Regions from separate parts of the Homo sapiens genome. Here regions 1 and 2 are each linked to region 3. The links are chromatin loops, found by intact Hi-C in ENCODE. Cell type or tissue: GM12878. All regions are shown on one strand.

Region 1 (5,000 bases), 750 kb after region 3:
AATGGAGTAAAAGAATGGCTACTCCACAGGTAAAGCAGCCCCAAGGGCTGCTGGATGCCCATTTTTATGGTTATTTCTTGATGATACTCTAAACAACGGGTGGATTATTCATGCCTCCCTTTTTAGACCATATAGGGTAACTTCCTAATGTTGCCATGGCATTTGTAAATGATCATGGCGCTGGTGGGAGTGTAGCAGTGAGGACGACCAGAGGTCACTATCATTGCCATCTTGGTTTTGATGGGATTTGGCCAGCTCATTTACTGCAATCTATTTTATCAGTAAGGTCTCCATGACCTGTATCTTGTGCTGACCCCTTATTTCATCCTATGATTAAGAATGCCTTAACCATCTGGGAATGCAGCCCAGTAGGTCTCAGCCTTATTTTACCCAGCCCCTATTCAAGACGGAGTAGCTCTGGTTCAAACGCCTCTGACAGACGGACAGGAGTTGATAAAAGTGGATGTATGTAAGAGATATTCCATATATTTAAGAGTTGAAATCCTCAGGACATGGAAACGAAAGGAGGAAGAGAAAGAGGTCATAGTCTGAGGGTCCTGGTGACCAGGCAGGTAACAGTGCCTTTTACTGATGTGTGAAATCAAGGAGGAGCAGCTTTCAGAGACAGACCAAAGGTTTAGGTTTGAACATGAAGAGTGTCCTTAAGAAGTGCAAGTGGGAATGTTAATGGGCAATGAGATCATTTGCATCTGGAATTCAGAGAAGCAAGCTGATCTACAAATTTAAAGTTTGGAGTCATTGGAATGCAAATGGCACTTGTAGCTGGCAACAGCCATGAGCAAGGGTGAGATCTCCAGGCAAGAGCAGAGTGTGAAGGAGACCTGAGAGCAAACTGTGAAGGAGAACAGGATGGAGAAGTCTGCTGAAGAGGACAAGCAGGAAGAGCAGCCTGAAAAGAAGGCAGGGCCATGAGGGGAAGTCAGCTGCCATCAATGAAGCCAGTGTGGAGAAGGAAAGGAGAGATCAGCCAGGTCAAATGCTGAGAGTATGAAATGAAGGCTGAAAATGCCCATCACACATGATGATGTGGAGATACCTACTATTTTGTTAATATGATATTAGCAGGATACAAAGTTGAATGCATTGAGGAGTGAAGAGGAAATGAAAAAATTGGGCTAGTTACGCTCAACAAAATAGAACAAAAGACCCTATTAAAAAATGAACAAAGAATAGATATTTCTGCAAAGAAGATATACAAATAGCTAACAAGCACATGAAAAGATGCTCAATACCACTAATCATTAGGGAACTGCAAATCAAAACCACAGTGAGATACCACTTTATCCCATTAGAATGGCCACTACTGGAAAAAGAGAGAAATACAAAATAATAACTGTTAGCAAGGATGTAGAGAAATTAGAATCTTTAAGTGCTGTTTGTGGGAATGTAAAATTGTATAGCTACTATGAAAACAGTACGGAACTTCCTAAAACATTAAAAATAGAATTACCACATAATCCAGTAATCCCACTTCTGGGTGTGTACCCAAATGAATTAAAAGCAGGGCCCTGAAGAGATATGTGTACATCCATGTTCACAGCAGCACTATTTACAATAGCAAAAAGACAGAAGCAACCCAAGTGTCCATCACTGATGAGCGAATGGATACACAAAATGTAGAAATGTAGTGTATATACAGCCGGGCACGGTGGTTCATGCTGTAATCCCAGCACTTTAGGAGGCTGAGGCGGAAGGATCACAAAGTTAGGAGATCAAGACCATCCTGGCTAAGACGGTGAAACCCCATCTCTACTAAAAATACAAAAAATTAGCCGGGCGTGGTGGTGAGCGCCTGTAGTCCCAGCTACTCAGGAGGCTGAGGCAGGAGAATGGTGTGAACCTGGGAGGTGGAGCTTGCAGTGAGCCTTGGCACTTCACTCCAGCCTGGGCGACAGAGTGAGACTCCATCTCAAAAAAAAAGAAAAAAAAAGAAAAGAAAAGAAATATACGTGTGTGTGTGTGTGTGTGTGTGTGTGTGTGTGTGTGTACACTACTATGGAATATTAGCTCCAAAAAAGAAAACTTTGACACATGCCACAACACGGATGAGCCTTGAGGACATTAAGCTAAGTGAAATAAGCCAATCACAAAAAGACAAATACTGTAAGAGTCCATTTACATGAAGTATCCAGAGCAGTCAAATCAGAGAGAGAAAGCAGAATGGTGGCTGCCAGCGGCTGGAGAAATGGGGAAGGGAAACTTGTTGCTTCATGGGTATAGAGTTTCAGTTCTGCAAGATGAAAAGAATTCCGGAGATCAGTTGCACAGTAATGTGAATACACTTAATACGGCTGAACTGTTTACTCAAAAATAGTTATGATGGTAAAATTTTTTGTTATGTGTATTTCACCACAATTTTTTAAAACTCAGCTATGAAAATGTAACCCTTATATGTGGGTAGAATAAATCACATGTTTTAGTAGCTAAAAAGAAATACTCGGCTAATTATTGTATACACTTCTTTCAAGGAATTTGGTGTAGAAGAAAAAAGAGATCAGGTGGTAACTGAAAGACAAATGTGAGATTAAGAGAAATTCATTTCTTCTATAAATACGGTAGAAGCTCAAGCATATAGAAATGATGATAGGAATGAACTGGGAGGGGGGAAATTTAGAGCAGGAAAGAATAATCAATATTGAGACATCTCTCAGAAGTGGGAGGAGATGCAATCCAGAACACAGATAGAAAGATGAGGCTTGGCCAAGAACACAAACACCTCCTCTAAGTGCAAAGAGAGGGAATGAGGCTGGGAGGAAGGAATGAGGTATTCAGTCAGGTATATTGATTTGGGAGCAGAACGTTGAAGGGTTCTAGTCTAAATGCTTTAATTTTCTTAGAAAAGAATCAGGGTTCTCTTCTGAAAAGACAGGTATTGATGAGGCTTTAGAATTTCCAAAATAGTAAAGAAAGTTCAAAATAGTCATTAAGAGCACAGGAGAACATCCTGGCCAGGGAAATACGGTAGGATTGCTCGGCAGGATGGAGCCCCCATTCAAGGCTGGTATCTTATGAGTTTATCAGGATTCTTATCTGCCCTATTGTGTGGTTTTCTCTGACCTCCTGGGATACCTGGGTACAGGTACAGAGAAAATGTATTGTTGAGTTCGTCCAGAGTTGGGGTTTTGACAAATTTGCCGAGGGACGGGGAGATGATTTGGTAAGACCTAATGTTGAGGAACCAAGGAATCTAAGGTACATATGGAGAGAAATAAGGAGAGACCAATGGATGAGGAAAAGGTTAAAGAATGAATGAACAGGGGGTTCCGAGGGCCAGAGATGGTTTTAGTGGAAGTAGCTGATCAGGCAGCTGGAATGGTTAAAAAAAAACGTGTAGCAAGAGAGAGGAACATGCATATTAAGAATCTTGGCAATGACACTGCATCAAGTTGGTGGGGCGGGGTGGGGGACACATGACAAAGTGGGGGAGTGGCCACATGTGGGGCACCAAGAGGACAGGCCATCAAGCGCATGCTGAAGGCACCCAGGAAGACGGCAGAACCAGGGTGGAGAGAAGACAGAAAACCAAGTGACAAAGCCTTCATTTGTTAGGGAAAAAGGAGGGGTGCTTTTTACAGTTTTATTCACAACATTTGCTATTATGGGTTGCATCGTATCCCCCGAAAATTCCTATGTTGAAGTCCTAACCCCCAGCAACTCAGAGTATGTCCTTATATGGAAATACAGTCATTGCAGATACAATTAATTAATTATGATTATTACAATTAATATAGTTAAGGTGAGGTCCTTAAAGTGGACCTTAATCCAATATTACTGGTTTCCCTATAAAAATGGGAACTTTGGGCCAAGTGCGGTGGCTCACGCCTGTAATCCCAGCACTTTGGGAGACCGAGGTGGGCAGATCACGAGGTCAGGAGATCAAGACCATCCTGGCTAATACAGTGAAACCCCGTCTCTACTAAAAATACAAAACAATTAGCCGGGTGTGGTGGCGGGCGCCTGTAGTCCCAGCTACTCTGGAGGCTGAGACAGGAGAATGGTGTGAACCCAAGGCAGGGCTTGTAGTGAGCCAAGATCGTGCCACTGCACTCCAGCCTGGGTGACAGAGCAAGACTCTGTCTCAAAAAGAAAAGGTACTTTGGGCTGGGCGTGGTGGCTCACGCCTGTAATCCCAGCACTTTGGGAGGCGAGTTAGGTGGATCATGAGGTCAGGAGATCAAGACCATCCTGGCGAATATGGTGAAACCCCATTTCTACTAAAAAAAAAAATACAAAAAATTAGCCAGGCGTGGTGGCGGGCACCTGCAGTCCCAGCTACTAGGGAGGCTGAGGCAGAAGAATGGCATGAACCCAGGAGGTGGAGCTTGCAGTGAGCCGAGATCGTGCCACTGCACTCCAGTCTGGGTGACAGAGTGAGACTCCGTCTCAAAGAAAAGGTACTTTGGACACAAGCACTCACAGGGAGAACACCAAGTGAAGATGAAGGCTGAGATGAGGGCAATGGGCACGGGCACACAAGCCAAGGATCACCCAAGGCTACCACCAGAAGCCAGAGGAGAGGCCTGGAACAGATTCCGCCTCACAGCCTTGCAAGGAACCAGCCCTGCTGACACCTTGATCCTGGACTTCAGCCTCCTGAATGGGGACAGTAAACTGCTGTTAATTCAACCACCCAGTCTGTGGTTCTTCATGACAGCTGACCTAGCAGACACATTTGCCTTAATGCATTTCTATCCCACTCTGTAAAGACAAGTTTTTGGAAGTATTCCTTGGGCCTCAATTTCCTGTCTGGTCAGGCATCTTCACTGAATTCAAGGAACAGAAGTTTTCTTGTCTTCTAGGTACTAGAAGGTCTACTGCAGGTCTGCTATGACTCACACCATGGCAGCCATTGTAGGCAACGGCTCCAATCTATTCATTTCTCACCACTGCTGTCAAGGCCTTGTTCGTAGAACTGCTTTCACAAAATTTACACAACCATCATACATGGTTAGTATCATTTTTCTCATTTTGCAAATGAG
Region 2 (5,000 bases), 110 kb after region 3:
AGAAGAAGCTGCCAAACCAATTCACTGGAGAGGATACAAAGCAACGGAAAACGGAATACATTGCTAATAGTATATAAGAAGTCACTGTACTATTTTTGCAAATTTTTGTTAACTTAAATGCATTTCAATATAAACTTTTAAAACAAGGAAAGAAAATTTGCTTAACTAATAGCTGATATGGAAAGGATTTCTACATTATAAATTTTAAGGAGTAATGTCAAAGCTAATGATAATAAAACAAACCCAAACAGGAAACCAAACTGCTTCAAAATGATATCCCCTTTAACATAGGAAGAGAGGTCAGAAAAATGTCTTAGTGCTCAAAAGCAGGATGTTTTCTAGTACATTCTTGCTTGCATACAAACTCTCACTCAGGGTAGAGAATACATTGATCGTAGAGAAAAGAGTGATAGTCACTTTATGTACATGTAAGTAAAACACAGTTGAGATTATGAGCCAAAAAATGCATATCTTTTTCAATAGTGTCAGTTTACATGCTTTTGTTAACTTTATGATTCAAGTCTTTATCCAAAGAGCTGTGTCACTAATAATTCAAGTTCACATGATTTATCAAATATGGTATTAAGTTTTTATAAATCATCATGGCCCAAATGAGATATTATTCAGAGATCTTTATGTTTAATGAAATCTCACATAATGTTGAATTGCCTAAACTGTTTTAATTCATGTATCTCACAAAAATGTACTTTGTCATCTAAAACAATAAGGAAATTTCCAGAAATAGAATGCTTCCATGCAAATATATAAGAAAATTAATATTCACAATAATTTTCTATGTGAGTGCTCATTATTTTAAAAAATAGTATTAATAAAAAATATCCTTATTGTTTTCACATCCACACACCCTGAAAAAATGAAAGTAAATAAAAACTTAAAAAATAAATGATTGCTTTTATAAAACTTCCAAGATATTTCCTAATATTCTGTGCTATATTTTTGTAAACAAGTTTATAAAACACCTAAGAAACAAGAAAGAATTTACTATACCAGAAGTGTTTTTTTTTTAAAAGAAAAAAAAGAGCTTAAAAAATAGCTCAACTCCTAAAAATTCAAGTACTGTTGTTGGATCTTCATGTATTATTTAAAAGTACCAGTGAATGCATTTATAAATTATGTTTCTAATGGTAGGCTAATGGAACAAAATGAAAAAAACAGTCAAGAATTGTGTTTTTACAAATAACCTTTAGCTGACATCAATTTAGGCGTGACTAAATACTAAATACACACAAAGTTCGAGTCATAATGACAAGATGCCACTTTATTTTTAAAAATTCTCACCTCCTTTTCAAAAGTAAGAAAAACACAAAAAAATGCCCCTGCAAGTTGCAGATTCCAATGCTTCTTGTTATCAAGAAATTGCAAACCCCGTAGTAAATTTTGAAAATACATTGTTATATTATGCATTTCCTCACAAACTCCATGCATCTTTTGCATTGCATGTGACAGAATGTACATATTGCCTTTGAATCTAACAACATTGGTTCACTCCATTCCTCCCTTTGATGTTACGCAGTAACTTTTATTTTTTAATCTTGTTTTAGTTGCCAAATGTTAATTTATAGTATAGAAATATCAATGTTTTCTTTTGTTTTTAGAAACAGGGTCTCACTGTGTTGCCCAGGCTGGCCTTAAACTCCTGGGCTCAAGCAATCCTCCCATCTCAGCCTCCCAATTTCTCAGCCTCCTAAGTAGCTGGGACTACATGTGTGTACCACTGAGCCCAGCCAATTCGTTTTTGTGTGCTCTTTCCAAAATGAACATTTCTATACCATTTTTAACATATGGCACTAACAATGAAAATCGTCATTGGATCTCATGCCCACAACCTTTTCAAAATCAATCAGGAGCTTTAAGGGGAACATAATGCATTATGTCTCTTTATATTTACTTTGAGTTTGTTCCCATGAGAAGCTGTGGCATTCATCTACAGTAATTTGTACATGCTACAGGATTTGATTCAACACAATTAGAAGATATATGGTAATACACTGATGTGAATGGGTGGTTGAAAGTTGAAATTTAGACAAAAAGAAAGAAGACCAGTAGAGAAGTTAAGAGAACAGATTTAAAAATCAAAAATTCCAGGTATGTAATAAATCAAACTAAAGGAAGTTTTAAAAAGTTGGTCATATTCAACTCAAAAGAAATTTAACTTGAGGTGCGTCGCAGAGAACAATTCTTTTGCCTGATTTATTCTGAAGAGACAAAAAATGTGGAACTGTGTCAAAGCCATCACTTTTAATGTAAATCAGTTTCCTTAGAATAGTGCTATTTAGGCATTCTTGTGCTTATACCTTCTAAAAGTGAGATTGCATGGTTTCAGTTTCACTTTGGATGTAGAAAACTGCAGTAGAACTTTGCTCCCACTCTAACAATGAGTAGCAGCCAGAAATACTATAAAATTATAACTATTTCAGCCCATCAGAGAGCCAAAGCAATCAAGTGAACTGGATTCCAATATGTGACAAGCCCCTCAGAGGGCAGAGGGGCACATAAATTGTTTCCTCTTTTGGAGCAGCAGAGGAAGTGGTAGCAGCAAGCATGATACCAGGCAAGAAAAATGTCTTCAGCAAATGGTTAAAGGAAGAGTGTGCTCCTAAAGGAGTCAGCAACCATTCACCGGCTCCTTTGTGCCTGCAGCTACCACTGAATGCTTATGGGGAAGACTGAAGCCCAGAGCCATCCCAGACACACAGATGGTGAGCAGCTACTGCAGGAGACAGACACCGAACTGTCAACACCGTGGACTCTTCTCTCATAGGAAGCAAATGCCATGTGCTGCTTGGGGACAGCCAGGAAATGCTGCTGCCATCTAGTCTTAGGCCAAGGCCAGGAGCTTCAGGGGAGGGTGGAAAACCTGCACGTCTCCATCTGTTATTCACAATGTAATGTTGATCTGCTAATAGGAGAGGTGTGGGGAAAACACACTCATGGACACAGCCCTGCTCTGAAACAAAGGAGACTTCAGCTGACACTAGACAAGAACAAAAAGACACTTGTACTCAAGCACCCCCACTGACATGCCGCAGAGACTGGCACCTTGTCGGGGAGGCAGGATGGCGAGAAAGCCCCACCTCTGAAGTTCAGAAGCACAAGGCCTGACGATGACTAAGGATGGACCGGACAATGGCACCTTCCCCCTCCCCCAAAAGACTTCCCCCCAGAAGCCTCTCATTGAGTAACAAACAACAGCAGTCTACTGTGGGGAAATAATTAGGAACAAATAGGCACGCTGAGCATTGAGAGAAGGGCGATTAAAATGTGTCCATTGAATACGCTAAGAAAGAAAAGACAATGTCAGAGATAAAGAATTCCTTTGACAGGCATGCCAGAAAGCTAGACACCAAATTGATGTGCCTAGAGGAAGAAAATGGAGGAAGCTGAAGACAGGTCAATAGAAATTTTTCAAATTGAAACTCAGAGAGAAAGAAGGAATAAAATGGAACAAAAATCCAAGAGCCGTGTCAAAAGGTCTTATATACATGTAACTGGAATTTCAAAAGGAGAAGAGAAAGTGGGACAAAAGAAACATTGAAGATATAGTGACCAAGAAATAGACAAATGTAATGAAAGGAAACCAACCACAGATCCAAAAATCTCAAGTAACCACTAGCAGGATTAAAGAAAAACTCTAAATTTATCATTATCAGACTACTAGAAATCAAAGAGAAGAAACATTTTGAAGGCATCCAGGGATCAAAGAAGAACAAAAAAGTACCAACAGAGAGAGACAAAGATGAGAAGACATCAGGCTGTCATCAGAACTGATGCAAATCACAAGAGAATAGAGTCACGTGTTTAAAGTACCAAATGAGAAACCTGAAAATCTACAAATTTATACAACATGTGAAAATATCCTCTAAAAGTTAAAGCAAAGAGTTTTGATTTTTTTTTTCTTTTTTCAGAAAATCAAATCATGAGTGATATTGTGGCCAGCATATCTAAATTAAAAAATATTTTAATGAAGTCCATAAGAGGATAATATAAGATGGAAATGTGGAAATACAGAAAGAAATAAAGAGAAACAGAAATACGAAAAACGTGAGCAAATATGAATGACCTTTTTTTTATTTATAATACCTTTTAAAGAAAAATGTCTAAAGATTAATAATAATGCTTTGCAGGATTTACAATATGTAGAGTTCAAATGTATGACAAAAACAAGGAAGTGGGGAGGAAATGAAACCATATATTGGGAAGTTTCTTAGAAATTATGTGAAGAGGTTTTTTTTATATGTGACTGTGATCATTTAAAAATGTATATAAGCCCCGCCGGGTGCGGTGGCTCACGCCTGTAATCCCAGCACTTTGGGAGGCCGAGGCGGGCAGATCACGAGGTCAGGAGATCGAGACCATCCTGGCTAACATGGTGAAACCCCGTCTGTACTAAAAACACAAAAAATTAGCCAGCAGTGGTGGCGGGCGCCTGTAGTCCCAGCTACTTGGGAGGCTGAGGCAGGAGAATGGCGTGAACCCGGGAGGCGGCGCTTGCAGTGAGCCGAGATCGTGTGACTGCACTCCAGCCTGGGCGACAGAGCGAGACTCCGTCTCAAAAAAAAAAAAAAAAAAGTATATAAGCCCTAGAGATAAACAATTGAAAAATAATGCAATAAAAAGTTCTATCAATAAGCCAATAAAATAAATAAAAATGAATCATAAAATATATTTAATTATTTCAAAATAAGGCAGGAAAAAGGGCAAAAGGAATAAATTACATTTAGAGAAAATAGAAAATGAATAGCAAGATGGCGGGTCAATTCTCAACCATCATGAAGAATTAGATTAATACAAAAGGTCTAAATGCCCCATCTAGAAGACAAGATAGTAATATTGGATATAGAAGTAATATCCAACTATATTTTTCTATAAGAAATATACTTTAAATAGAAAGGTATACATGAGTTACAAGTTAAAGGATAGAAAAAGTTACATTGTGCAAATCCTAAGCAAAAGAAATTAGCAGAGGCTCTGTTAGTATC
Region 3 (5,000 bases):
CATCCACAGACAAAGATGCCTAAACTCTGGGGAGCCTCAGCTATTTCCCTTCATGCACTGGTTATTTGAAATCATCTTTAGTTAATTAATGTGAAAGAATTACATTATTTCATGAGAGAATATTGTAATAGTTTTTAAAGGGTAAAAATATGGCTATAGAAAGGTTGAGTGTTGCCTACATATTTCTATAGATGCAGTAACAATCATTGAGTTAAACTTTTAATAATAGATGGTGAGTTTGTTTTCTCAGTTTTATTACTGAGCTGCTGGTAGCCTGGGATTAAAGCAGATGAGACTGACAGGCAGAGAGGGGGTTTCAATGCATGACAGTTTCAAGGATCTGCTCAGATGCACCGTGGGTAGCTTGGAAAAGCAGGATGGCAAAAAGCTATAAAAACCACCAAAAATCAAACCAAACTGGCAAAGATATACTGTGTTCAGAGCTTCTTGCTGGCTGCTGAAAGAGAACAGGGGATCTTGGAAAGGGAGGAATGTAGACCGAAAAGAATCTCTGCAGACTTGTACCTTTACCAATTATATTTTAAAGGCATTTAATTGTTCATCTGTTATGCAGAGGAGTGCACTATGAGTTTCCTATGGATGTGCTGAAAGTATGTGTAGGAAAACATTAATGAACATGCATTTTTTGAAATACTGGAATAAATCACAGTTGCACCTTGCAGGTAGTTGGTGCTTTAAAAATGCACAAAACACTCATAAGGTCACTATAGTATTAGATGCTTACAGTAGTCCCACAATGGAGGCAGGGTGGACATTAGTGCTATTCCCCTTTTACCAAGTCATTGAGACTCTAAGATATGAAGTGACTTTTGACAGTGACATGCTGAGCTGGAACGTAAGCTTATATTTTACAATTTCTAAGTCCAACTCTTTGTTTTAATATTGCACACCAACTTTTCCTAATTAAAGATATGATCTGATTTATGAAAGAAATTACTTGCCTAGAAATGATCAAAATAATTTGAAAGAAACTAAATCCTATTAACTTTTATTTACTGCCATTTGTATGTAATATTTAAGATTAAAATATTCATTATTTTTCCTTGAAGTAAGTATTATGTGGTCTGGATTGCCTAGGACCAATTGAAAAGCATTTTATAGATGATAATATGACTTGGTACAAAATGCTGATTAAAGTGAAGCATAAAAAATTATTTATGCATCACATATCTCCATAACATATGACTGAGCACATTTTATATTAATTTATTATGGGAAGTGTAGCCACTTACAATTAATCATATATTAGAAAGCGAGTTTCCTTAATCTATGGTGTGGTACTATTTTACTTTATGTAGCATGATTCATGCAAGTGGTATAAATAGCCTTAGAGAGTTAAACAACAGCCATAGACCATAATGATAAATAATGGAAGAGAAAAAAATTAATGAATAGAAGAAAGTGAGAAAAGATACATTATCAAATAAGCGAGAAGAAAGGATTGCAAGTATAATTTAAAGTCTTGCCAAAATGGATTGGTAGTTTCCAGGAAGAACATTTACATCATGCTCCTAGAACACTTACCAGCCAGTGCAGTGTGAATATTTCACTTCAGTAAGAATAACAGAGATGCAGCTCATACTGCAGTTGTTTTAAAGGCAGACTTGAGAAAATTCAAACTCTAGCCATGAGAAAAGATCCTCAAGTTACTTTTACGTGGAAAAATCTGAGGCTCTGAAGTTCTTTGGCTCATAGTAACAAACAAGCAGTCCCTTTTCGTTATCGTTGTGATTTTCATTGTAATGGTTTCTAATTTAGTCTTGAGATCTTTCTCTTGAGAATGGCCATGAGCCGTGATACCACTTTCTAGGAGAGTCCTGACAGGGGAGTTTATTCTGGTGTGTGTATCTGGTGAGACAATGAGGAAGTGAAACCAAAATGCACGAAACAGAAGAAATTTATTACTTACAGGTCTGGAGAGGTCGGGGTGCTGATGGGCAGCCAACAGGAAGTCCAGAGGCAATAGAGTGCTTAACTAGCTGGTGGGGGAGGAGAGAGAGAGAGTCAGAGAGAGAGAACCTGTGAGACTGCAGCTATACTAAAACCCATAGGTGTTATCACTTAAGCTTTCTCAAAGGAGTTGTGGCTTGAGTCCTTTTAAGACAACACGCTCAAAGTGGGGAACTTGATCACAGGACTCTGATGTTAACCATTAGGTTTCACCATGGCCAGCAGCTGTGGGGTGTGTTGGGTTTGGGGTCAGCAGGATGAAAAACGAGCAGACAATATCTCAAAGCACCGTAAGGGCCAGGAAACTTAACTAGACTGAAGGGGACAGGGTGCAGCTGGGCTTCCAGCAACTTACGTCAGGCTTAAAAATAGATGCTGAGGCGGAAACTTTATTAAGCAAATGTATGACAATCATATTAGCCAAAATCTGAGTACTGGTTTTTCCAAAACCCAAAGGGTGATTATTAGTGGTCTTAAAAAGCCTTGTTGATGACATGTTGAGCCTAAGGATGAAATGCTGTGTGAAGAGAGGCTCCAACTATATGCACAGCCTGTTTGTATTCCCGGATCCGCGTCGGGCAGGCTGTTACCTGGATGGAGAAGCACGTCATCAGAACAAACGGGACAAGTGAGGAAAGAAATGCTTCCACCTAAAATTCATTCAGTCTCCAAGAAGGAGGACTTCTGTTTTACCAGAGAGAGGAATCAGAGCATTCTCTGTTCCAGAATGGCAGATAAAAGTGGCACACTGGAGACACTTTAGAAAGGCTGACTATAAAAAAATGAGATATTTTTTCACAGGTGAAATTGGCAAAAGTGTCTTATCAATCTGTAGCCAGACTCACCACACATGTGAGCAATTAGAAATCCACAAGTATTTCTAGAAGTTTAAGGAAAATTTCTACCAAATCAATTTCTGTTTTCCTTACACTCCACCTGGAAATTGGCTGAACAATCAAAGATGAACTGATAGATAACATGATCCTGATGAAGATTAGCAAGTTTAATAACTTTTTTCTTATCTGAAATAGAATTATAGGTTGGTGCAAATGCAATCGTGGTTTTTGTCAAACCACGATTGCTTTTGCGCCAATCTAATATTATGAAAATGATATGGGTTTGTTTTAGTAAAAAGAAGATATTGATAAAGTATTATAATTTGCTTAGGTAGAAAAGATGTCACAGATTTTCTTCACTTACTTAAATAACAATGCGTCTGAAAAAAATATATATATAAACATATACACTCTCCACACACACCCACACCCATACCCACACCCACAAGGATGTGGGTTGCTACATGGTAGAGTGAGCTGGGATGGCTAGGGACTACAGGTTATTGGACCATTGGATAAGATATGTAAGAAGGGAGGGGAAGGGAAGGAGAGGGGAGGGGAAAGGGAGGGGAGTGGAGGGGAGGGGAGGGCAGGGCAGGGCAGGGCAAGGCAGGGCAGGGAAGGGAAAGGAAGGGAAGGGAAGGAGTGATCACCACCTCACGAGACTAACAAATGGAAAGAAAACAAAAGGAAGCACAAGTCTGGGGAGGGGAGGAAGTGGAGAAAATGTTTGTTGGAGGTGCTCCATTAGGCCCACTGGCCAATTATCTTAAAAGAAGTTCAACAAAAAATGAGTCAGGTAATATGGATTTTTCCCCTTTATTCAATGGATTTGGGTTTAGAATTAACTGAGGTTATAGATGTTCTGTTTATGTGAGCTTTCCAGCCAAACCAAAGGCTTTTCCAGACACGTTTCTGTCTCCTGATCTTGTTCCTGGCCATATTCTCCTTTCCCAGAGGACATAAAGATAATTATGTCACTGAGGACAAGGAGTGTGGCTTCTGGAGAGCAGAGTGCTGACCTAAAATCAGAAACTTGGACGACACCAGAGGAAACAATATGGTAGAGGATCAGTCTGCAGAGCCCATGAAGAGACAAGTCTCAGACAACCAGAATTGGAAAGTTATGTAGGAAAGAATGACATCAGTTAAAAGCACCGAAGTGGGTTATCACTGTGCTATTCACAAGATTACTAATTCTCACCTACCAATGTACAAATTACTCAAATATTGTGCCCTCTTTATTTTCAGGGGGAGATTTTGCACAATGTTAAGTCTTCTGTGAGTGACATAACGTGCCGGCAGATCCATTTTATTCAAACAAAGATGCGGACAGGTAGTGGCAGTTCCATGACAGGGGAACTGTTCTGCAGACATGCCTCACAGTGTGAAAAGGGCTTTTTCTCTTCTCCCCAGTGATTCATTCTCATAGGAAAGAGAAATGGTTTCAACCCCAAATTTATTGAACTTTCATTTGTATTTCCACTTGAAACAAAATTACCATGAAAAGGAAGAATAGAAATTTATTGTATTTTACCTTAGGTATATTTGGCATTTTTGAAAGTTAAAAATATGTAGGCAAATATAAATTTATATAAATTACAGAAATATGTATTTATCATGCCCGTATTGTGTAGTACAAGGCACCTTGCTTGGTTAGAGTTACAGAGGGTAAAAATGGAAAAGATCTCTTCCTATGCATGTGGAATGGAAAAGATGGCCCATGTTTTTCAAGTCTGTTCCCTTGAAGATGTTGCCTTTTCCCTCATCCTAGCAAAACTAACTATTCTAACCTTTGTTCGCTTGTTAACAGTCAGTATCAACCATGCCACTGGAGAGTCTGAGCACATTGAATCGTGTCTTTTCTTTAGCTTTGCATATTCAGCCTTAGTAAGTTTTTGCCATAAACTCCGTACTGTAAGATATCTGTGGCATAAGTGAACAAATAATTGCCACCTCCATTGGTTAGAGTTACCTCAAAACCTGGGTCTGGCTTCCCAGTCCAGGTTTCCATGTAGCAGATCACAAATAGACACACAGAATTGTGTGGACATCCAAGAGCTAGATATAACTACAAGTCTTATAAACAAAGCATTAACATGCAGAAAACCAAACTTCATGTTTTTGAAAGCTTCCTCTCACTAATGACCTGCTGCCTAATGTCTCCAAGAAAACCATCATTCAAGCATGCCA

Evidence for each region. Hi-C counts contacts between places; a loop is a spot of excess contacts. Peaks named below come from ENCODE experiments on the same cell type or tissue, not always from the same donor. Only the 100,000 strongest peaks of a DNase experiment are listed, where the experiment ranks them.
Region 1: a loop joins it to region 3, with 6 times the contacts of the local background. A loop is called at or near these places in 1 of 110 quality-filtered maps.
Region 2: a loop joins it to region 3, with 2.2 times the contacts of the local background. A loop is called at or near these places in 1 of 110 quality-filtered maps.

The regions. Positions count from the first base shown.
Region 1 is chr6:163,753,490-163,758,489 of GRCh38, reverse strand. The region is part of intron 1 of LOC124901499 (a long non-coding RNA gene); the gene reads right to left. Among named protein-coding and RNA genes, the nearest start is that of QKI, 340 kb to the right of the region's middle. In GM12878, no CTCF peak of the experiment used is centred here; a DNase peak (open chromatin) is centred at 2,199.
Region 2 is chr6:164,394,189-164,399,188 of GRCh38, reverse strand. No RefSeq gene overlaps it. Among named protein-coding and RNA genes, the nearest start is that of MEAT6, 430 kb to the left of the region's middle. In GM12878, no CTCF peak of the experiment used is centred here; a DNase peak (open chromatin) is centred at 2,334.
Region 3 is chr6:164,504,700-164,509,699 of GRCh38, reverse strand. It overlaps LOC107986667 (a long non-coding RNA gene), which reads right to left. Exons shown (of 3, transcript XR_001744460.3): 2 at 1,931-2,000. Among named protein-coding and RNA genes, the nearest start is that of MEAT6, 310 kb to the left of the region's middle. RefSeq lists an enhancer at 1,538-1,717. In GM12878, no CTCF peak of the experiment used is centred here; a DNase peak (open chromatin) is centred at 1,949; H3K27ac peaks cover 1,493 bases.